Regions from separate parts of the Mus musculus genome. Here all the other regions are linked to region 1. Evidence: chromatin loops called from intact Hi-C (ENCODE). Cell type or tissue: heart. All regions are shown on one strand. Links, peaks and the distances in the headings refer to the core of each region. The heading gives the core; the rest is flanking DNA. Region 1 holds the start of Slc16a12 (solute carrier family 16 (monocarboxylic acid transporters), member 12). Region 2 overlaps Slc16a12 (solute carrier family 16 (monocarboxylic acid transporters), member 12). Region 3 overlaps Slc16a12 (solute carrier family 16 (monocarboxylic acid transporters), member 12).

What was found. A loop is a pair of places that touch in the nucleus more often than their neighbours do. Peaks named below come from ENCODE experiments on the same cell type or tissue, not always from the same donor. Only the 100,000 strongest peaks of a DNase experiment are listed, where the experiment ranks them.
Region 2: a loop joins it to region 1, with 2.1 times the contacts of the local background. A loop is called at or near these places in 7 of 42 quality-filtered maps.
Region 3: it touches region 1 in a loop (1.8-fold over the local background); 8 of 42 quality-filtered maps call a loop at or near these places.

The regions. Positions count from the first base shown.
Region 1 is chr19:34,742,906-34,750,496 of GRCm38, reverse strand. Slc16a12 (solute carrier family 16 (monocarboxylic acid transporters), member 12) reads left to right here and starts at 3,169. Exons shown (of 7, transcript NM_172838.4): 1 at 3,169-3,431. In heart, for the core only: no CTCF peak of the experiment used is centred there; a DNase peak (open chromatin) is centred at 3,176; H3K4me3 peaks cover 2,897 bases; H3K27ac peaks cover 2,094 bases.
Region 2 is chr19:34,681,367-34,688,957 of GRCm38, reverse strand. The region is part of intron 2 of Slc16a12 (solute carrier family 16 (monocarboxylic acid transporters), member 12); the gene reads left to right. It also overlaps the pseudogene Gm46654. Among named protein-coding and RNA genes, the nearest start is that of Ifit1, 44 kb to the right of the region's middle. In heart, for the core only: a CTCF peak has its summit at 3,890 (motif pointing left); no DNase peak of the experiment used is centred there.
Region 3 is chr19:34,693,480-34,701,070 of GRCm38, reverse strand. All of the region lies in intron 1 of Slc16a12 (solute carrier family 16 (monocarboxylic acid transporters), member 12), which reads left to right. Among named protein-coding and RNA genes, the nearest start is that of Slc16a12, 50 kb to the left of the region's middle. In heart, for the core only: no CTCF peak of the experiment used is centred there; no DNase peak of the experiment used is centred there.

The DNA.
Region 1 (7,591 bases), core at 1,077-6,076:
AATACAGCCTTGTTATGTAAAATGCAACATTATGATGTCAAAGGCAGCACTATGATGATGGGGCTTTGCACTACCCATTTCTGCCAACGTTCACAATCCAGATATCCATGGCTCACTCACATTATCATTCAAGTCTGTGGTCAAACATCACATTTACTTAAGACCCACCTTGTGTTCATCATCTAAGTAATCACCGTGTCAGTGTTCCATCTTCACACCCTGCTTTATCTCAGAGCGCTTATCACCCTCTATATGGCGTTGTGTATTTCAACAGACCTTGCCTTCTAGTCTAGAAATAAGCTAAGTGAAGTCAGAGATGCTGTACCTGGGTCCAAGCTTCTTCTTCCTGCACAGTACAATGCTGTAGATTTTTCTGCTAAATAACTTGATTTGAGAACAGCCTATTAAATCGGTGACACTCTTAAGACTCCAGTTTGTTTGTTTGTTTGTTTGTTTGAGCTAAGGTTCTGTGTAGTCCAGGCTAGCATCATCCACTGTGTAGTCCAGGCTAGCATCCACTGTGTAGTCCAGGCTAGCATCCACTGGTAGGCTGACGATGTCCTTTAATGTCTGAGTTTCCTGCTTCTGTCTCACACACACAAGGAATGTGAGCATGCGGCACCATCACACCTGACTTATTTGGTGCTTGGATTGAACCCAGGACTTTGTGTATGGTAAATCGCATCCAACCAAGTGAGCTACATCAGAACCTGGCCTATTATTTTCGTGTATTTCGTGTATTTCTACATATTTCTATTTCATGTGTACTTTGTGGAGGTCGGAGAATAACCTGAAACAGTAAACTATTCTTTCCTTTCACCTTGCACGTCCCAGGAATTAACCTAATTTTCCCTGATGTTATCTTGTTTTGTCTTTTTTAAAGTCAAAGTTCTTCTTATATAGCCCAGACTGCACTCAAATTCGCCATCCCTATGCCGTAGCTTCCAAAGTGTGGCGATTATTGGCATGTACACATCACCAATTCCTAAGTCCCAAAGGTTAAAAAAGCCTGCTAGGGAGCATTCAGAGACAAACAAAATCTGAATACTGTCAAGGATAAAACAACAGAGACATTGCTCTTATAGCTCTGGGCTTTCCCAGCAGCCCTGTGAGTGGTGACTTTGAGGGAAGTCTGAAGATTCATCTTATTCCCCAGAACTTCTCAAAAGAACTGGTTGTCCTATATTATTGAAATAGAAGACAAGACCGATTTGCCCCTAAGAACAGTATTTAACTGGCAGAATGATTTTTCTCAAAGACAGAGTTCCCAAGCCTTTGACCTAAAGACCTCCATAGCCGAGGGCTCAGGGCTCACTGCTGACCCTGCATTTATGAGCTTATGATTAATGCTAATGAATTCTCCTTCTTGTGTGTGTTTTAAACACACATTTACTAATCCCTTAGATCTAAACTAGTTTCATACTAAGTGAAAATAGTCCTTAAATTCAGATTTAGACTTAGTGTGTAGGAAGGTCAACAGAGAGGGAAACAAACTTACAGAGAAGCCTGCAAGATGAGAAGGGCCTTAGCTAGGCAGGAATTTTGTTTGTGCAGTGCTGGGGATGGAACCCAGAGCTTCAGAAACATCTGTTTAAAAGTCTAGGGTGGAGCACTCGCTCCCTCACTCTACTCGATTGTTTTTAGAATGCCAGCACCAGGGCACTGACCTTGGAAGGACTGGGAGTTGAAGGCAAGCCTGGACTGAAAGACTCCGAGAGGAGCCCCTCGCTCAGGCCTCAGGACAATAGCGGACACCCAAGAACTCACAATAGACCAAGCTTGATGCAAACCACATGAGGCTTTATTGGGGAAAGCCAGAACTCTGGGGACGACTCATATCCCACGCAGGGGTAGAGGAGTGGACCCCGAGGGGAAAGAGGTCCCAGTTTTTATAGGCCCTCAGGGGAGAAAGGAGAAGGGGGGGGGGAGTAGGGGATTTCCAGATCTAAACAATGTCTATTCTCAAGAAATGGGTATGGGAGGGGTACAAGGAAAGAGTCTGGTGCAGGTGTAGCAACTCAGGATTGGCCGGGCTGTGGTTGCTGGGGAGATTTTCTGACTCTTTCTCAGCAAGCAATATCACAAACACCTGGCAATGGGCTTCATCAGTGGGCACACACTTGGGTTCAATGAACAGTCAAAACATTGGCAGACACACAGGTTCAAGGAGTGGCCAGAGCATTGTGCACCTCTATTTTTCTAAATCAGTGAAGCTAGTTCTGCTAACACTGACATCTATCTTGCCAATTCCAGGGCTTCTGTGTCCTTTTACATTCTGTCAGGATCTTTCAGGACCACATGGTATCACATGTTCTTCAAACACACAACCTTCGTGCCCAACAACAACAAATCCAAAGTACAATATTGCCTACTATTGACCAGTGGGTTCCCGTTCCTCTCAATTTTTCCTGAAAGCTTAATTTCTTTTCTAACTTTGCCGTTCGTCATAATCAGCCAGGACTTTTGTTGAAAAGAAGACATTTAGAGGTTGGCATTTCTAACCAGTTCCTAGCTTGCGTCCGTCTGAAGGACCATTCTGAATTGCGATAACTTCTATGAGCTTGAGTCTGACCTCGTCAGTTCAGAGACTTTGCTTTTGCCTAAAAGGATACCTGAGGGGATGGCTAGCCTGGAACCTGCAGCACACAGTGCCTCCTGGAGGGCGGGGCAAACACCATTTACCCCCCCCCCCCCAGCCCCAAACACACACACTGTTAATGAGCCTGTTAATGAACCTGTTAATGAACCCATTTTCTCCTCTCAGCAAGAGAGAGAAGCAAATGTTCTTTTATTTTATAGAGAAACTGAGACTCAGAGTTAAGTTGACTGCCCAAAGTCATGGGGCTTTGTGGGGCGAGTTGAACTCAAGTCTTTAGGACTGACTGATCTGTGTAATGGTCTGACCAGGGTCCCGGTCCTTGCAAGATGCACGTGCAGGAGACTTTGTACAGCTTCTACTCTTTGACCATGCAGGGACATATCTTTTTGAGAACACCCAGCCTTCTTTAGTGTAGGTCCCAGCTACACAAGACTGTTACAGAGAGAGCCCTGCAGTCCCCAGTGAGCTGGCTCACGACTCGCGGGCCTAAGCATTACATAACCTGGAGGCGCCCCTCCTCCCCGCGCCCCTCACCCGTGGTCAAGCCCCCAGCGCAGAGCGGATCCGGGGACAAAGCCCGTCCGCCGGCAGGGCAGAGTCACCCTCGGGGCTGCGGTGACTGAGAGCTTTGCTTCTCCGGGGCGGGGCGGTGGGATCTCCCTAGTGACAGTGTCCGGCGGGCGCTGCCTGCGGGCCCCGGCCCCTACGGCGCCTCCGCCCTGTGCGCTCCTCCGCCCCTCAGCCGGGACCGGACTCCAGAGCCGTGGGAAGGGGCCGCCGCGAAGGGGACATGTGGGCTCGCCGTCGCCAGCGTTGCAGCTGTCCCCGCGAGGTGAGCACCCGTGGGTCCCGGGATGTGGGCGGGCGGAGACCGGACAGAGGACAGCGGAGCGCACGCCGGAATCGGCGCTGTCCCGGTGCGGAAAGCTTTGCTTCTGTCCTTAAGGTTTCCCAACTCCGTAGAAACAGGTGGCTAGGAATCGAGATAGGGCAGCAGAGCTGGACCTAGACCTCGGGAAGGACGCAGGCGCTCCATTCTACATCTATCCCGGAGCTCAGCTGTGTCTAGATCCTAAGTCTGGCCACTTGTTGGGTTTAGAATGGAAGCACGTGCCCACTTGTCCTGTGTTCTGGAGTGTCTGGCTGGGTTTCCAGGCAGGTGGCTGCAGAGAGTGGCTTTGATCTGTGTCCTGTGATTTCCAGATGCGCATTTCCCAGGCAAGACAGACCGCCTTTCCCCCTGGGTTGTCCGGTGTTCTTGCTTTTTAACCCTCTCCTACCCACCAACCGTTTATTATCCTTAGGTGATCTCTTTAGAGCACACCGGCCTTCCCGTTTGGAATGAATTAAACTTAATTTCTCCAGTCGCTCCTTACCCTAAAGCAGCCAGCCCTGTATGTTTGGTGCAAACTGGTGATTCAGTGTTCTGGGCCACTCGCTTGCATTTTGTCTGGCCGCTGTTCTTCCCAGCTTTGCTGAGAGCTATGTGGGCATTCCAGCGTCTCTGCTAAACCTAGCCCAGAAGGAAAAAAATCTTCGGGCTTGCCAAGTTCAGGAAGACCCTGTGGCTACGGGTATTTGAGCTCACTAGCTGTTGAAATCTGCAGCTGCTGGCTGTGTAATTTCTCCCCCCCACCCCCACCCCCACCCCCAAGTCACACTAAACTACAGCTAATGGTGTGCTAGCCACCCGTGATGCCTGGCTTATGACTGTAGAAAGTGTGAGCTTTGGATACTGAGAGACTGGACACAATCACGTATTACTTACAGGATCTTAGAATTGAAATGAGTTTTAGAGAATCTATTAGATTCAAACCCTTCAGTTGAATAGCTTGGGAAGCTCAGAGCCATGTCTGCAAGGTTTGTTAAAACTTATATCTTTAAGTGTAGTTGGGACCAATATTGAAATCCAGGCTTTCTCCCTGTCGTCCTGGTCAGTGTTTAGGGTATTTTGCCTCTATGCATTTTAACAACAACCCCGGCACCATATGACTAGACCGGCCCAAGCATATAATTTTCTCATCCTTGTAATTACTCATCTGCTTTTAACCTGAGAGAGTTCTGAACTAGATGAGAGGTCGATTCAGTCAAACTGCCTTTGTTGTGTAAGTGTTAAAAGTTAAGAACACTTTAAACCTGGGATGATGGTACATGGCTGTAATTCCAGCACATCAGAGACGGGAGGCAGAGGACTCTTGGGAGTTCAAGATCAGCCTGAGCTACATAGTGACTGTCAGGCTAGTGAAGGCTACATAGGAAGACTCTATCTCAAAAAAAAAAAAAAAAAAATGGAGGGAAGAAAGGATGACAGGAAGAAAAGAAGGCACACATGGAGAGAAAGCAGGAAGGAAGCGAAGAAGGAGCCTCATGTTTAGGCAATGTTTAAAATTCTTCCCATATGAAGATGAATATGTGGATACTTCCCAAATAAACTCCCAGGAAAAGCAAGGATAAGTTGGAATAAGGTTCCTCTAGTGGCTCTGGAGTCCAGATTCTGTGCTTCTTCTGGTGATAAATGGCTAGTAATGAAGACATGATCTGAGTGATTTGCAATGCTGAGCTGTTGCAAGAAGCGTGGTCCGGAGGTTCGTCATGAGTAACTCGGTGATCTGGAACAGAAGTCACGGCTTAGATTTTAAAACTGTAGGCTGATTTAGCTAATACCACTGCAGCATATTGCATGCTTCTTCAACTTAATTCGATGTAATAGGTATTTATTGAGTGCCCACTGTATGCTCAGTGCTGTTTTGAGAATTGGGTAGGTGTCAGTGAACAAAATGAAGGACTTTGGCTCTGAAGAGCTCAACTTGAAGTTCATTAATCGAAAACTTCCCTGGAATTCTGTTAGCCAGGTGGAAGAGAATTTCAGTTTTACGTTAAGCAGGGAAACAAATGTGAATGTTCTGTCTTCAGATCCGGTCAACTTGCTGAACTTATAATCATGGGAAACGAACAACTCTCACAGTTGCTTTGATGTTCATGAACTGACTTGGGCTACACCGTCATGTGCCTTATTGGTAAACCTGTCACCATGGTAATTTTTCTCTTTGAATTACAGACATTCCAGATTTAACATTCTCTCAGCTGCATTTTCTTCAAAAAGCACAGTTTGCAAGCTCAGGCATGTCTGTAGTTGTTAATAGTGACTTATCGAAATGATCTAAATGAACTTGACAGGTTTTTGGTCATATAAAGCCACACCAAAAAATAAAAAAAAAAGTCAGTGCAGTGTTTGGGTTGTTTTTGCATTCTTCACTTAATCCTTAGGTTTTTTTGTTTGTTTTGTTTTGTTTTGTTTTTTGTTTTTAAGTTACAATCTGTAAGGTACTTTCTTGTGAGTACCTTTCATGACTATCTAAAAACTCACCCATTGCTATGGTAAGATTTAAGTGAGAAAAATCAAATCACAGTGGAATATGTTGGAGGATTTGAGCAGAAAAAAGATTCTCTGTTTCGTGTGTGTGTGTTTAGCAGGTTTAGGTTTGTACAGGTGAGCTTGCCCATGCACTTGTGAGTGGAGGCCAGGGACTGGAGTGGTGGAACTGGAATGCCTTTTTCTCTCTTCTTTACCTGATTGATTGATTGACTGATTGTTTGATTGATTGATTGATTGATTGATTTGCTTGAAGCAGTTCTTCTTACACGATTTGGAGCTCGCCCTCTGGGCTAGACTGACTATCCAGCAAGCCCCTGGCATCTTTCTGTCTCCACTGACTAGCACTGGGAATACCGACAAGTACTGTCACATTCTGCTTTTACTTGGTGTTGGGGATCCCAGCTCAGGAGCTTCATGTTTTAGTTGTAAGGACTTTACCCACTGAGCCCTCTCCCCAGGCCCTTGTTTCTAGTTTTAATTTCTTTTACATCAAGTCTATCAGGAAATCTCATTATCTAACAGGGCACTATTTTAAGTGGCCTTTATGAAATGCTTAGGTAAGGTCACAGCTTTTGGTGTTTGCTACACTGTTGGTTCCTTCCTTCCTTCCTTCCCTCCTTTCTTCCTCTCTCTTCCTTTCTTCCTTCCTTCCTTTCTTTCTTTCTTTCTTTCTTTCTTTCTTTCTTTCTTTCTTTCTCTCTTTCTTTCTCTTCCTTCTTTTTCTTTTCTTTTCTTTTCTTTTCTTTTCTTTTTTTTTTTTAGAGATGGCCTCACTATGTAGCCCTGGCTAGCCTGGAGCTTACTATGTAGACCAGGATAGCCTCAAACTCACAGAGATTTGCCTATTGCTTCCCAAGTGCAGGGATTAAAGGTGTGTGTGACCATGCCTGACTGTTTTCTCTGTTCACTTCAATTTGCTCCATCGTAGATGGTCCAGAGGAGTGAGTTGTTGTAGTCAGGTAGAATGTTGCAGATCACCTATTATTCCATAAGCACACTAATCTGTTGACTTAATAGATATTTATTGGATTGCATAGTAATAATTTGTGTAAAGACTGTATTTTGCTGGTGGTAGGAGGGGCTGTAAAAAGAATACACAGCTGAAGGCTGAGGTGGGTTACAGCCTGGCCTGGAAGAAAAGACATTGAAGGTTTATCCGGGCTACCATGACAGATAGATAACTTGGGAATGGAAAGGGAGGAGCCTGTGTGTAGGCTGTGAGGAGTTAAAGGCTGGGGAAGGCTTCAACAGAAATGTGGACACACTGGGTGGCTCCACAAAAGGTCAATAGCGTGGAAAAGCTTTGTTTCCCTTTTCTTTTGTTGTACTGAGATTGAACCCCAAGACTTACCTGCTGCACCAGCACCCAATGACTGAACCACCCCCTAGTCCCACTTTCTTTCTTCTACTTAAAAAAAGTTAATTTGACAATTTCATACATTAGATGTTTGATTATATTTACCCCTCTCTCAACTTCTCTCAGATTCACCCCCTATTCCATACCCACCCAACTTTGTACACACACACAACCTATGGAGTTCAATTTGTGTTGCCAATACAGTCTTGAGTATGCAACCATTCACTGGAATGGTAGATAGTCAACCTACCTAGGGACA
Region 2 (7,591 bases), core at 1,455-6,454, 62 kb after region 1:
ACACACACACACACACAGAGAGAGAGAGAGAGAGAGAGAGAGAGAGAGAGGGAATTCACTATTGCTTTCTCTAGAATATAACTAAATAAGTTCTTATCCTATTCTCACGCATATACTACACTTTGATCCCCATTCACACTTGTGGCTTATCTTCAGTATCATCAAGAGAAGCTATAGTATTAGGCACAGACTTTTTAAATGTGTTGGTTATGGGAAGCATTGTCTACAGGTGGGCTACTCCTATCCAAGGAGCTGTCATGACAATAACAATAAGTCATGGTGCCAAGAGCATACATCTCTCTAAACTCTACCTTCTCTGTTCTATTGATACTCAGCCATAGGAGATAGCACACCAATTCCTGTACCAACAAGTCCACACGAGTGACTGTTTGTATGCATTCAGTGAACTTTCTGGAACTACAAGAAGTGTTTAGAGTATGAGTGTGTGTGTGTGTGTGTGTGTGTGTGTGTGTGTGTGTGTGTGTGTGATGACATGTATCAGGAGTTTGGAAGACCATCAGTAAATGGATATCTTCCCTTATTTGATAGGATGTTGAATCCATTGGCTACCACTAAAGGCTAAAAACCTTTTATCTTCTGTAGGTTGTACTTTTTAGTTTCTATTTCAATTCATTTAAAATCTGTTCCATTGATGATTATCTTCCATTCATTGAAGATATGACTCTCTCTGTACTAGAGGCTTCTAAAGAAGTAGATTGATTGGCAATCTTATGGTAGACTCATGCACAATTGACTGAGATACAAATAAAAATACCTGTATTGACTTGAGTTCTATTAAGTTGGGTGACCTTTGGTGATAGTCAAGGGACTCAGCACCCTGTCAAATAAAAGAAGTCACCCTTTTATGGGTGGCCTTTTCAGCTCATGATGTAGATCATCAAAATGCTATATTAACTTTGGTCAGTATGGAATTAAAATATGATCGGCAGCAAGACAAATTCAGGCCTGGAGATTCAGGGTTGGCTTTCTAGAGAAGTCCTTGAAGTAAAGTCTTAAGGGATGGAAATAATTTGGCCTGGCAAAAATGAAGGAGGAAGATGTCTCAGCCTGCACCAGTACCTGCCCTTCTTCACCATGCCGAAACTGCCATACATTCAGTCAGAAACCAGAAAAGAAGACCATGGCTCCAAGTCAAGGCAGAATACCAGACTGAAGTCAACAGAGGAGATCAAGACAAGAACACTTAAGCAGAATAAAGGCAGAAAAGAAAGTGAGATGATGTAGCCAGCCCAGGAATCTAAATGTCACACATCAAGAAGCAGCCAAGAAGACTGGATGTGAGAGCAAGAGAATCGAACCAGGGCAACCTGCCTAACAGATAACCAGCATCTACTGGACAAGCACCTTAACACAAAACATCTTGCATTCTGATGGTAAAATTCAAACATGTTGAAAATATATAAAATATTTTTCTTCCCTACTTACTAACTCAATTTCACTGCCTAAAATTAACCTCACCGATATTTTTTTTAAGTTCAGTCTCAAGAGGAAAACAAAAAGCCTTCTCAACCTTGAGCTAACCTAAGTGTACATTCTTGTTACTTACATAAGCAGGATCATTTTTGATATGTTGTTCTGTCCCCCCCTTAATAATTTCTCTTGAGACTGTTATGTATCAACCACTAAGGTTCTACCTTATTGGAAAATAGTTGCTTAGAATTCTACTACGTGCTCTTATGCTCTTGCCTCTCTCTTGCCTCTTGCCCCCTTACCCCCAATTCCCTCCTCCACGTGGTCATGGCCGGTCCCCATTTCTCTATTCTCTCCTTCTCTCTGCCTTTCTCTGTCTCTGCTACCCTCTTAACTGCCCTCCCCATGCTCTGAATAATCTCTATTCTATACAAAAAAAAAAAAGAGGAATTCTATCACATACTTTTATCTACAATTATTTGATACATTTTTATTGATGTGATTTTATATCGTCTTCTGGTTTTTGCTTTTATAAACAATGCTATAATTATAACTCAAGTCATTTAAACATTCTATCTCAGCTCTAGCCTTGTACTTTGAAAAAACTTAAATTTTAAAGTTCAACAGGCAATGAAAGCAGTCATTATTATTTATTTATATCTTCTACTTATTACTATGTATTGATTATTTCTTTTTTCTTTAAGATGTCTTTATCAAAATACATTATTAACTTAAGGATCATATTTAAAGTGCAATTACATGAATTATCTACATATATTAACAACTTGAATGGTTACTTTAGAAACAAAAATTTTATTTAAATATTCAAACAAAACAATATCCTAGGTTTGAGACTTTGTGTTGCCTAGATTTCCTGAGTTCAAATAAACTGAGTAGAAATAAATTTCTGGAGTTCTTTGGAGTTTTGGAGATTTTTTCAAACCCTTTTGAGTCAGGATAAAAATGAAGTGATTGTAACGTTACCGAGCATTTACTTTGTCCTTGTTGGCATGCTTTCAGATAGTTTTCGTGAAGTCATTCCCCACCACATTATAGGATTAGTCAAGGGATATGACAGAGATTTTAGCTAGTCGTCTACAACATCGCTGTGAGTCAGTTCTTGATCCAACTTAGCGTAGCTAGGACAGTGTCAGAGCAGTGGTGAGCTTGAGCTTAACAGGTCATAAAGCTCATTGACCTGTTGAGTCAGATCATCTTTAAGAAAGGGGGTTTGGTTATAAGTGATGACACTGGTTGTGATCTGTTTCTATATTTTGGGGAACAAGTCCTATCAGACCCCAAAGGCTGAAGAGACAACATGAGATGCATCATTCTGATCTTTGTGAGTCATGCTTATAAAAATGCTTGCTCTCTAGATGAAGAAATTGGAACCCTGAGAGATCAGCAAGCTTCCTCACTCACTGTTTCCGTGGGTATGAATCTGGAATAAGAGCTTTGCTTTCCTGACTCTTGTTATTGCAAGCATCCGGATGCATGTGTGCTCCTATTACAATTCAATTTATTTCAGATATCCCTGGATTTTAAATCTTACAACACAAACCTTCCTCAACGGGAAAGCTCTATGGTCATTTCTCTCCTTTTTTAAAGAGGTGAAAAATGACCGTATTATTTCTTTTCACTTAATTATTTTTCATTTGTCACTTGGTCCTCTTCCCATTGAGTGACATAACCATCTTTCTGAACTTCATGAGTGTTGAAATGCTCATAAAGGTGGATGTGGTCATTGAACTTTGACCTCTGACTAAGGTTCTCAACTTTCCAGAAATGATTTTCAGATCCAAAGTTTTACTGATAGGACTAGTCAACTCATTTCAGAAACAATCAAATAACCTGTGCCCTCAGGGGTTCACAGAGATTCAACTGCCAACCAGAGAGCATGCATCAGTCTGACCTAGGCCCTCTGCACATATGCAACAGTTCTGCAGCTGGGTCTTCATAGGGGATTCCTAAAGTGGGAGCAGGGGCTGTCTGACTACATTGCCTGCCTTCAGATCCCTTTTTCCTTACTGGGCTTCTTTTCAATAAAAGAAGAAGATGTGCCTGATTTTGCTACAATTTGCTATGTTAAAGCTGGCTGATACCCATGGGAGGCGTCCTCATCTCTGAGGAGAAGGGGAGGAGAGATGGATGGCGGGATGGATGGGAGATAAGAGAGAGGGACTGAGAAGAGAGGATGGAGGGGACACTGCAATCAGGATGTAAAATAAATAAATAACTTAATTAATTTAAAAAAAAGGCAAAGCAAAATTTTTAAGAAATCACAAGGGACAGCACAGTAATATTATGTTCCCCAGAGCGATTTGGTGAAGAGACTGGTTTATAATTTCAAAATATCTTGCCATTTTCTCAACTACTCTTTACTGTCACTTCTGCACCTTTTTCACTGATAGTGGTGATTCATTCTGTGTTTTCATAGCCTGTTTGGATGCTCCAGCTTGCCTCTGCAGTGCCCTCTGGTGGCACTGCCACCCTATCTTCCTCCTCTCTCTCCAGTGGAGCCTTTCACTTCCTTACATTCCAGTCAGATTCTCTATCAAGGGGCTCCCCTCCCTCCCTCCCTCCCTCCCTCCCTCCCTCCCTCCCTCCCTCCCTCCCTCCCTCCCTCCCTCCCTTCCTTCCTTCCTTCCTTCCTTCTTCCCTCCCTCCCTCCCTCCCTCCCTCCCTCCCTCCCTCCTTCCTTCTTCCTTCATCCTTCTTTCATTCTTCCTTCCTCTTTCACCTTCCTTCATTGTCTTCTTCTGTTGAACAATTTTTATAAGCACCCAATTCATGACAGATACTATACTAGATGTTTGGAATTTAGTGTGAACTAAGACATATATGTCTTCCTCTGTCACAGCGCAACGTCTAGTGGACAATACAAACAAGTGGAAAGGGAGTTGCCAGACCACAGATGAGCATGCCACATGTAGAGGACGAGTACGAGAAGCATCCATTCCTGTCTTGAGCAATAAGGGAGCAGTCAAGGAGGATTTCCTGGAGGTGTGGAATGGCTAACTATCTGAGATTAAAACGAGCACTTAGAGGAGAATCACAGAAAAAGCTATAATGTACGGACGTGCATAATACACAGGGACTGTGTTGAACGAGGTAGAAAGAGGTGACTGAAGTGAAGTATGCAAACAGTGGGCAGAAAGGAGCATGGACACCAAAGACTTGCAAGTCAGGCTAAAATGTTTGAAATGCCAGCATCTGTTCTAGGAAGGCACTGTTTGCAGAATGCGCTGAAGACAGCTAAGTGCTAATGGAGAAGCATCACTTAGGAGCTTTGGGCTACAGTTCAGGGGAAAGGTGTTGCCGTCAATTATGAACAATAAGGGCGATGGAGACCCATGGAGGGATTTGAAGGCTCTGAAGAGGGGTTGGAAAACTTGATGACTAGATCACTTGTCGGCAGTCAGGCTCATTTTGGTTTCCAAGGCTTGTTGGCAATGTCTGGAGACATTTGGAGAAGATGCTGGAGATGCTTCTAAGCATCCTGCCACACAGGATGAATCTCGCCCAGCCCCACAGTCAATGCTGTTCTACTGAGAATCCTGGGTGATGGATAACTCAACCATTTTGATAATGAGGCTATGTACGTTAACTCACAACTCATTCTGATTGAAGGCTAAGTAGTTAGGAGAAGATGATAAGACATTTTAGTTCCAGACAAGAAGCAGCAGAAGAAGGGGACTTCACAAGATTTTAGTTATTGCTTTTACTATATTGGTGTTTGTTTTTTTAATTAAAAAATTTAAATTAGCCCTCTGCTGTTTGGTAATTGAGGTGGCCATCACAGACTCTGGGTCTCTTTTTTCATCGCAGACACTTCTACTGCAAAGATGGCCAATGTTCCTAAAACCCAAAGGACTCTTTGTAAGACATGTGGCAAGTATCAGCCTCACAAAGTTACCCAGTATAAGAAGGGCAAAGATTCCCTGTATACCCAAGGGTAGTGGTGCTATTATTGCAAGCAGAGTGGCTACGATGGGCAAACAAAGCCAATTTCCCAAAAGATGGCCTAAACCACAAAGAAGTTTGTGCTCAGGCTTAAGTGTGCTGAACCCAACAGAAGATCCAAGAGCATCCTGGCCATTAAGAGGTGCAAGCATTTTGAACTGGGAGGTGACAAGAAGAGAAAGGACCAAGCGATCCAGCTCTGAAACTTGTATTGTCTGAAAGGAAAACATGAAAGCAGTAGGAAAACGATCTGTTAGAAAAGAAATTTATTGTCAGTGATACAAAATAAGTTTAAATTAGCATACAAGATACTAGATATCATTACTGCATTTTGAATGATTTGTTTTAGTGATTCTTACCCCAACCCATTCCCCCCACCTTTCTGCTACCCCTAACTTCTCTTGTGTGGTGGCCCCAGCATCTACCTCTTGTTGTATTCCTGTGTCCTTTTGCTTACCTTTCATCCTTTCTAGGTACCTACTTGTCCCCTCTCTTGGTCTCCTTTTGAGTTTTTTTAGACTCTGCACACACTTACATGTGTGTATAAATGCATATGTAAAGACTAGGATCTGCATGTGAGGAAGCATAAGGCTTTTGTCTTCTGAGTTTGGGTCACCTCAAATTCAAAAATTCTATAGGGTATGTGTTCCACATTTCCACTGTTCATTTATCTGTTCCATTTCCTCCCCATTATGTGTAGAGCACTATAAACATGGTTGTGGAAGTAACTCTGTGGTATGGTATGGAGGTTGGGAGGTGTATGCTCTGGTATAGTGTAGCTGAGTCTATTTAAACTTTTTGAGGAAATGCCCTACTAATTCTCACAATGATTTTACTAGTTTGCACTCCCACCAGCAGTGGACAAGGGTTCCTCTTTCTCCACACCCTTGCCAACATTTGTCAGATTGTTAGCTAAAATGAGGTAGCATTGCAAAGCAGTTTTAATTTGTACTTTCCTGATGACTAGGGATATCAACCATTTTTTTAAAAATACTTATTGGCCATTTATATTTCTTCATTTGTAAACTTTCCATCTCCTGGATCCACTTGCTGATTAACACCAGACATTCTTTTACTTATTTCTGTAGTTCTTTATAAACTCTTGGCATTAGCCCCATGTCTAATGGAGAGCTGGTGAGGATTTTTTCCCACTTTATGGGTTGCTTGTTTGCTCTGCTGATGGCTTCTTTTGCAGATATTTGTCAGTGACTATCCTTGATATCAGTATCTTGGGAAGGAAGCAAGATCAACAGATGGGGCCCTTACATTTTCATTGAAGGGTTCTTGCTTTTCTTGCTGCTCCGAATTAAAACTGGCTTCGTGTTTTTAAGAAGTTCTAATGTATTTTCATTCAAATTAAAGTCGACAGTTGTCTGAGTAATTTATGTGCATTGTCTGTGCTGTTGAGGGTGTGTGTGTATGTGTGTGTGTGTATGTATGTGTGTGTGTGTTAAAATTACACATTCAAAGAACCCTAGGATCTGCCTGGTTTCCTCTCCCTAGCACTGGTGTTACAGGTAGATTGTGCCACACTTAATTTTTCCACAAGTTCTGGGGATCCAAACTCAGCTCCTCTTGTTTGCTCAGGAAGCATACGATCCACGGAGCCATCTTCGGCTTCCTGAGAAGGCACAGAAGTTAGGAGTAACCCTCTTGTCCTCTTCCTCTGTGCCACACTCTCACCATAGGCGATGGAGATTGTGAGCCTTAGGGTAGGTACCTTTGCCTCTTTCTGTTTTGGAACAAGTTTGGGTCCAGAAAGAAAGCGTGGCCTGTCTTGGGTAGTTAGACCTTTTCCATGACTCTCACATGCTCACTGTCATGGGTGTAATTCATTCATGTGCTAGCTGTGAGTCCTACTAAGGTCCATGCATTCATGTGCTACCTGTGAGTCCTACTAAGCTCCCTTGGACTATAGGTCAACCAGAATTCTGTGCACATGAGACATCTCCAACACTCCATGTAAGAGGGGTAGCAACGGGTACATATAGGGCACGTGGATCCTTTGTGCACATGAAGCCTCTGTGCTCCACTGAACTTCAGTTATAAATAGAATTGCAAAGATCGAATTACTAGCAATTTTAATTCAGTAACAGCTGGGCATTAATCAAGGTTCATACTTTGCAATGGCAGGCTCAGTGTGAGTATTTGAAGTGTACTCACTTAAAGTTGGCCCTGCATAACACAGCTGCCCTGA
Region 3 (7,591 bases), core at 1,607-6,606, 50 kb after region 1:
TCTTTTAAAAGTGTGTTTTGTTATATGTAAATCACATCTCAGTTTTATAAGTTTTTAAGTTTTTAAGAGTTTGTTTGGTTTCTGTGCACATGAGCATCTTTTTTGTGTATTATCCAGCCATGGTTCCTTGTAAGGGCCGCTTTTCACCTCTCCTGGGTTTATCCGCTTAGTGGTATCTGGTTTAGGAGGCACACATATATTACTGTCACAGTGATGATGAAGACAATGTTTGTTAGGTTCTAGTTGTTTTCTGAGTTCTTGTAAACCAGGCCAGAGTTGTCTTGGTCACCTAACATCCTTTGAGTTTCTTGACCCTAATCATAAAATGATTCATCTTCTAATGTCTAGGTATTGGAGTCTGCTGCTTGGATAATCTATGGTTTGTACTCTGTGTGGCTAGAACATGAATACATTCCCTGTCTTTCTTATGAAAGTCCTTCATTATCAGGCTTCATTATCATTTGCCTCAGTGAACTTGCCGCAAAGTTACTTTTCCCTTTTCCATGGCTTTAGCTTGTCTTGCCTATTTATCATCTACATCTCCATTGAGAATACAGGAGAACATCCAGGTCATAGATTTGAGGGACAATGTGTAGGTGCCATCTTTGTTTCTTTCTTTTTGAACCCAACACAGGTTACCCAGTAAAGCTGTGTGTTCCCACAGTTACACACTGTTAGTTAAGAATGTCTAAGTTAATCAGCAATTCTCTCTTCACCTCACTACATGCCTGCCTCTGGTCAAGACACAGGAGGAGAATGGGAAATCTGTGCTACTCAGAAACGTGGGAAATTTGCCATTCTTCACGTTGTAAGTCTAAGTCCTTTAATTCCCTGGGGTAACAATTTCCCCATAACATGGTCCATGCTTCATTGTCTGAAGATATAATTATTCTAAACAGAACTTACCTTCTCGTTTCTCAATATCTATGTACTTCTTGGCTTAGCCCAAATGATGGAAAGGGGCCATTGAGTGCAACTTTTTTTGAAAAAGAAAGGGCAGTTTATCATGAGTTACTCCAAAACTATGGGCTACTTTATAAATGCTGAAAAAGAGAAGGAATGAAGCCAATTAGAGTTTACAAACAGTGCTCATTCTACCAGGAGACTTAAAAACATACTAAGGAGGTTCTTGGTGCAGTGTTCTCATTTGGATATGAAGTATCATCTAAGAGGCTTATAGGTTTAGGGCTTGGTCCCCAGCCAGTAGCGCTTTTGAGAGTGATTGGTTCATGAGCATGTTAACCTTACCAGTAGTTTAATTTATTGATGTGTTCATAGCGGAGTAAGTTCTTAGCAATAGAACCTTCTAGGAGGAAGCACACCACTGGGCAGTGTGTACACACTCTCTTTCTCTGTATTTTTGTCTCTGTCTTTCAATCACTCATCTCTGTGTGTCTCTGCCAGTCTTTCCCTCTCCCTTTCTGTCTCTGTCTTTGTCTCTGTCTCTCTGTCTCTGTCTCTGTCTCTGTCTCTCTCTCTCTCCTCCCTCCTTTCCTAAGCAGCATGAGATGAGCAATTTTGCTCTAGCACACCCTTTGAGCCATATTGTTCTGCCTCACAGACTCAGCAGCAATGAAACTAGCCAACCATGAACTAAAAACACCAACCATCGTCTACTTTCCCTCGTTTAAATTGTTTTTCTCATTTTCCACAGAGACAAAAAGCTGACTTGCCACAACTGGCTATTTGAAGTAGAGACTATGTCTTAAGTAGTTTTGTGCCTTTTATATATATAAGTTAGGAAAAGAAGTGGTTCAGACAGGGTCATACCCCTGAATAGGGCCTCTTGGACACAGTCATTACAGCCATCTTGATTCACTCATCAGTTTTCCATGATAACCTCTTACCTCTATTATGGCTGCAAACTATATTATAGAGGAAGCAAATTGCTAACAGGTAAGACACTGGAAATTGGGGATGTTGCAGAAGGAAAGCAATGGAAAGTGACCATTCAGAGCTTCCAAAACAGGAGACTCCAGGACCGTGTTTCCATTCAGCTGCCTGCTGATGCATGAATTTGTGCATACCTATAGATAAAAGAGGTCACTTAACACTGAGGGTAGCAGGAAAGAGATACAGCCCATCCCCACAGTGTAGTGCTTTATAGCAAAGATATTGAATGTTAGCAACCCTTTGCAAATAATTAAATTCTTTAGAGTGCCAAGAGAATGAAGAGAATTGGAACTATATTCTAATTTGTACTAAAAGGGTAATTTTAGAAGGACATTCAAATACAGAATTTCTGATAGAGAAAAACCAATTCTGAAGCAAGAATAGGATGCAGAATACAATTATGTTTTAGCAATTGATGTAAAAGTACAATAAATTAGAGGAGTACTAGTAAACCAAAGAGTTGCATGATGGTAGTGCTCTCTTTGTTTATAGTTTTTTACATACTGGTGACTCGGTAAAAGATTTCCCGGGTGTTGTTCTGGCAAATATCAGGTGGGTTAATCATTTACAAGTTAATGTGATGGGAAAGTCTCCAGGAAGCTAGCTTTGCCATGCTGAACCTGCACATTTCTTTGTGAAGATACATCTATTTAAAAAAAAAAAAAAACCTTTTGAGAGAAACTCGAATGTATTGATTTGTGAGCAAGTATAATTATAATTCTAACCTTCTAGGGTCCCCTCTTCTCATCCTTTGTCATGTTTTAGCATTGTGTGGACATCATGTTGACAAATGTCCATGGTAAATTTGAAATCCCCCAGGTCAGGTGTCCAGCTGTATTATCTGAAGTCTGCTAGAGACATACATTGTCATTCATGTTCAAATGCAACATCATCGAGGGACTCTCTCTGAGGGGGAGCTTCTGCATTGAGAAAAGGAGAGAATGGTGTTCTTTCCCAAGGATTGTGCTTTCTTGGAGAAACCGTGAGGAACTATGTTGCCACTGAATGCTCTCAGCCTTCCTTGGAGTCCTGATGAGGCCAGTGCTTGCATTGTGGCCATTCAGGTTAACTTTGACTGACAGTAGACCTCCATTTATCATGTCACTACAACATGATGAGGAGTGTTGCAAAGTTTATTCAGATTTATACAGTTGTGCTTGTGTTTCTAAAGATGTCATTTTCTTTTAGTTAAGATGGTGTGCCATTGGGCCAGTGTAAATAAGGGAAGGAAAGAGGATGAGATAGGCTTTGATGTTGGTGCTGGGAGCTGAACCATTAAAGTTGTGAAGCCAATGGCTGAAATATCTGTCCAGCCATAGATTTATACACTTTTGTATTTTGTTAGTGTTCTTTATGAGCAGATTTTTTAAAAAGTGAATGGTATTTATTATCACATATTAATGTTTCATAATGATACTTTTTTTTCTCAGTTAAACAGGGCTGGTTTATTGAAAGCATACGCCAAGACTGATTGATCAGGGTCATAGCTCAGACTCAGGAACTGAAAGCTATGACCTTGGACATCGTCCAGAGTGAGTTTTCATAGGGAAAGAAAACATTTGCTCTGAAGAAGATACAGGATGGGTTGCAGGATGGTCAGCCTTCTTCCAAGTTTCTTTAGTAGTCCAGATAACAGTTCAAATTAACTTTTATCTAGCTTGGCTTTGAATGAAAGCCACAGTTGGGGAATTTCCACATATAATAAATAATAAATAGTAATAGTGAGAATCAGAACATAACAGGACATATGATCAACCTAATCTCATCCTGAGCCGAATTATTTTTCTATGTCCGTCCTTAACCTGCTTTTTGTGTCAGTCAGTAACATGGGATGCCTTAAACTTTTTAGTGTTGTAAACCTTTAACATTTTTTCTTTCAATTTTTGAAAATATTTATTCCTGGTATTATTACCATAATTTAAAGGGCAATATACCCGATATATGGAAAAGAAGAGAATAAAGAAGAAAAAGAAAAGAAAAGGTCAAAACTACAACATTAAAAAAAAACCCTCAGGAATGTATATTTAATTGAATTCATATTGCATTAATCACTTGCCATATTTTTTATTTTTTAGATATTTTCTTTATTTACATTATGAATGTTATCCCCTTTCCTAATTTCCCCTCTGAAAATCCCCTATCCCCTACCCCCTCCCCCTGCTCCTCAACCCACCCACTCCCATTCCTGGTCCTGGCATTCCCCTATACTGGGGCATGGAGCCTTCACAGGACCAAGGGCCTCTCCTCCCACTGATGACCGACTAGGCCGTCCTCTGCTACATATGCAGCTAGAGCCACAAGTTCCACGATAAGTTTTATAAAGACAATTTAATTCAAGTATATCATGCACTCACCTGTTTTCTTCCTCTTCCCTACTGCTAGGCCCCTTCCGGCCCCTAGACAGTCCAACTTCTGCTTTCATGACATATATGCATAAGTGATTTTTATTCATCTGTAAAGTCTTGGATTCACATATAAGACAAAACAAGCAGTATCTGCCTTTTGTAGCATTTTTATTTTATCCATTCGTCTTCCGATGAATACCTGGGCTGGCTCCATTACTTGGCAATTGCAAACAGTGTACAGTAAAGGTTCATGAGCAAGTTTCTCCAGTTTGTTGACTTAGAGTGTGTTGGCATTGTCCCAAGAGTGGTGCAGCTGGAAGGTATACAGTAGTTTCCGCTTTAGTTTTTGAGGACTCTCCATGCTGATTCTCAGAGTGGCTGGAGTAATTTGCATTCCCATCAACAGTATATATGGCTTAATTTCCTCTACATCTTCAGCAAGATTTATTGATGTTTACGTAATGGTGCCCATTCTGACTGGGGCAAGAGGAGAATCTTGATATAGTTTAAAATTGCATTTTTCTGATGTGATTAAGAAAGTTGAATACTTCATCTTTTAAAGGCTACTTGTTTACTTCATTAGCCTATATATTGATTGGATTCTTTGGATAGGAGGTAGGTTTTTAAAAGTTCTTGTATAATGTTACTATCAGTCCCCTGTACACTGTATAACTAGCAAGGACTTTCTGCTGTTTTGTGAGCTGTCTCTTTACTTATTATTTCCTGTGCTGTAAGAAGCTTTTTAACCTTCTAGAACCCCATTTTTCAGCTCCCGGTTTTACTCCCTGCATTCTTGGAGTCCTTTGCAGAAAGACTTTGCTATGCTTTTGTCTCAAGCTGATCTTCCTGGATCCCGCTATTCATTTCAGAGCTTCAGATCTTGCATTAAGATCTTTGATCTATTTTGAATTATTTTCTTTTAGTTTTGCAAGGTGAGGGCTTGGGACCTACATTCATATTTCTGAACGTGAGAGTCCAGCTTTCCCAGTTCAGCCTGGCCAGGAGCTCTTTGTCCATGTACTTTTTTATACTTGTATCAAACATTAGGTGGCTATAGCTGCATGCATTTAATTCTGAGTGCTCTTTTATACTCCATTGATATACATGCCTGGTTTTGTTTTTTTGTTTGTTTCTTTGTTTGTGTGTTTTGTTTTCGTTTTCCTAGTAGCTATTTATGTTGTTGTGGCCCTGTGGTATAGCAGGAAATCAGATGCTGTGATGCCTCTAACGTTATTCTTTTTGCTTATGATTGCTTTCACTGTTAGGGCCTTTCTATGCTCCCATATGAATTCTGTGGTTTGTCCTCTCCTAGTTTTGTGAAGAATGTCATTGAAATTTTGAAAGGGATTGGATTGAACTTAAAAATTGCTTTTGGTAGTTTGGCCATGTTCCCTGAACTGTTTCTTTCATTAATGAGCACGAGACATCCTTCAGTCTCCCAGTATCTTTGATTTCCTTCTTCAGTGTTTTATGGTTTGTAATTGTAGAGATTGTTATGTCCTTTGTTTAGGTTTATTTCAAGATACTTTTTGAGGCAATTGTAAGTAGGATTATCTCCCTGATTTTTTAGCAGTGCGTTTGCTATCAGTGTATACAAAGGCGACTGTCCTTCTTTTCTTTTAGCTACTGATTTTCATGTGATAATTTTTTTTGCCTGCCATTATTTTTCTGAAAGTGTTTATCTGCTCTAAATTTTCTAAAGAGGTCTTTTGGACCTCACATATAGAATCCTATCTCCTGCAAATCTGGGTGCTTCGACTTCTTTATTTCCTGTTTATATCCTTTTTATTCCCTTCCTTTTGTCTCATTGCTCTAGGAAAGATATCAAACAATTAAAATTATTAAATAAAAGTGGCAAAAGTAGACCTTGTCTTCTGATTGTAAGTGGAATCCTTTGAATTCCTGCACCACCTCATGTATATAATGTTGGCTATAGGTTTGTATTTTATATCCTTTATTAGGTTAAAGTAAATTCCTTCTTCCGGTATTTCATCATAAAGGGATGTTAAACTTTGTCAAAGGCCATCTCACCATGTGATTTCTGTCTCTAAGTCTGTATGCTATTTATTGATTTTTGTGTGTTGAGTCTTACATTAATTCTCTAGGAAGAAGCCATCTTGGTATGTAAGACTTTTCAAAAGTGATGAATGACTTTTCAAATGTGGTTGAACTCAGTTTGCAAGTATTTTATTGAGAATGTTTTCATTCATATGTATCAGAGATATGAGCATATAATTTCCTTTCTGTTCTGACCTTATATGGTCTTGATATCAAACTAATAAAATGTGTTTGGTGGCATCTCTTTCCTTTCTATTTTATGAAATGATTTATGGGCATGGCGAGTACTATAGAGATCAGACAGAATACACCTGTAAATTCATCTGCACCTGTGAATTCATCTACACCTGTGCTTTTGTAATACTCCTATGGTTGTTCATAAAATATCTGTCTAAGTTGTTCATATTCTTTGGTTTAATATTGGTAGATCACCTGTGCCTAGAAATGTACTCATTTCTCTTTGATTTTTCCAACTTACTGAATATAGATTTTCAAACAGTTTTCTGTCGATGTCTGTTGTAAATATCTTTTATATATTTTTTTCTTTTCAAAAGGAAAGGGGAAAAGGAAAACATTCACAAGGAAAAAGCTCACAATGTTTTAAACATAAAGTTTTGTGATAGGTTTATGCCTGTCCTACAGTCTATAGGTTAAAAAATTCTGAAATACATCGTTGTAAACTCTAATGACTTCTAGACTTTCTATATTGTATATTGTATATATTATATAATATATATATTGTCTTAGTCAGGGTTTCTATTCCTGGACAAAACATCATGACCAAGAAGCAGTTGGGGAGGAAAGGGTTTATTCAGCTTACACTTCCATACTGCTGTTCATCACCAAGGAAGTCAGGACTGGAACTCAAGCAGGTCAGGAAACAGGAGCTGATGCAGAGGCCACGGAGGGTATTTCTTTACTTACTTGCTCCTCCTGGCTTGCTCAGCCTGCTCTCTTATAGAACCAAGACTACCAGCCCAAAGATGGCACCACCCACAAGGGGACCTCCCCCCTTGATCACTAATTGAGAAAATGCCTTACAGCTGGATCTCATGGAGGCATTTCCTCAACTGAAGCTCCTTTCTCTGTGATAACTCCAGCCTGTGTCAAGTTGACACAAAACTAGCCAGTGCATATATGTATATATACATACACACATATGTATATATACATGTATGTATATATATATATATATATATTTATGAAAATGAAAGAAAATAAACTGGGAAAGAGATTACTAAAGGTTACGACAGAGCTGGTGCATAAGACTAGGGACTAGGGAAATGCCCAGTGAA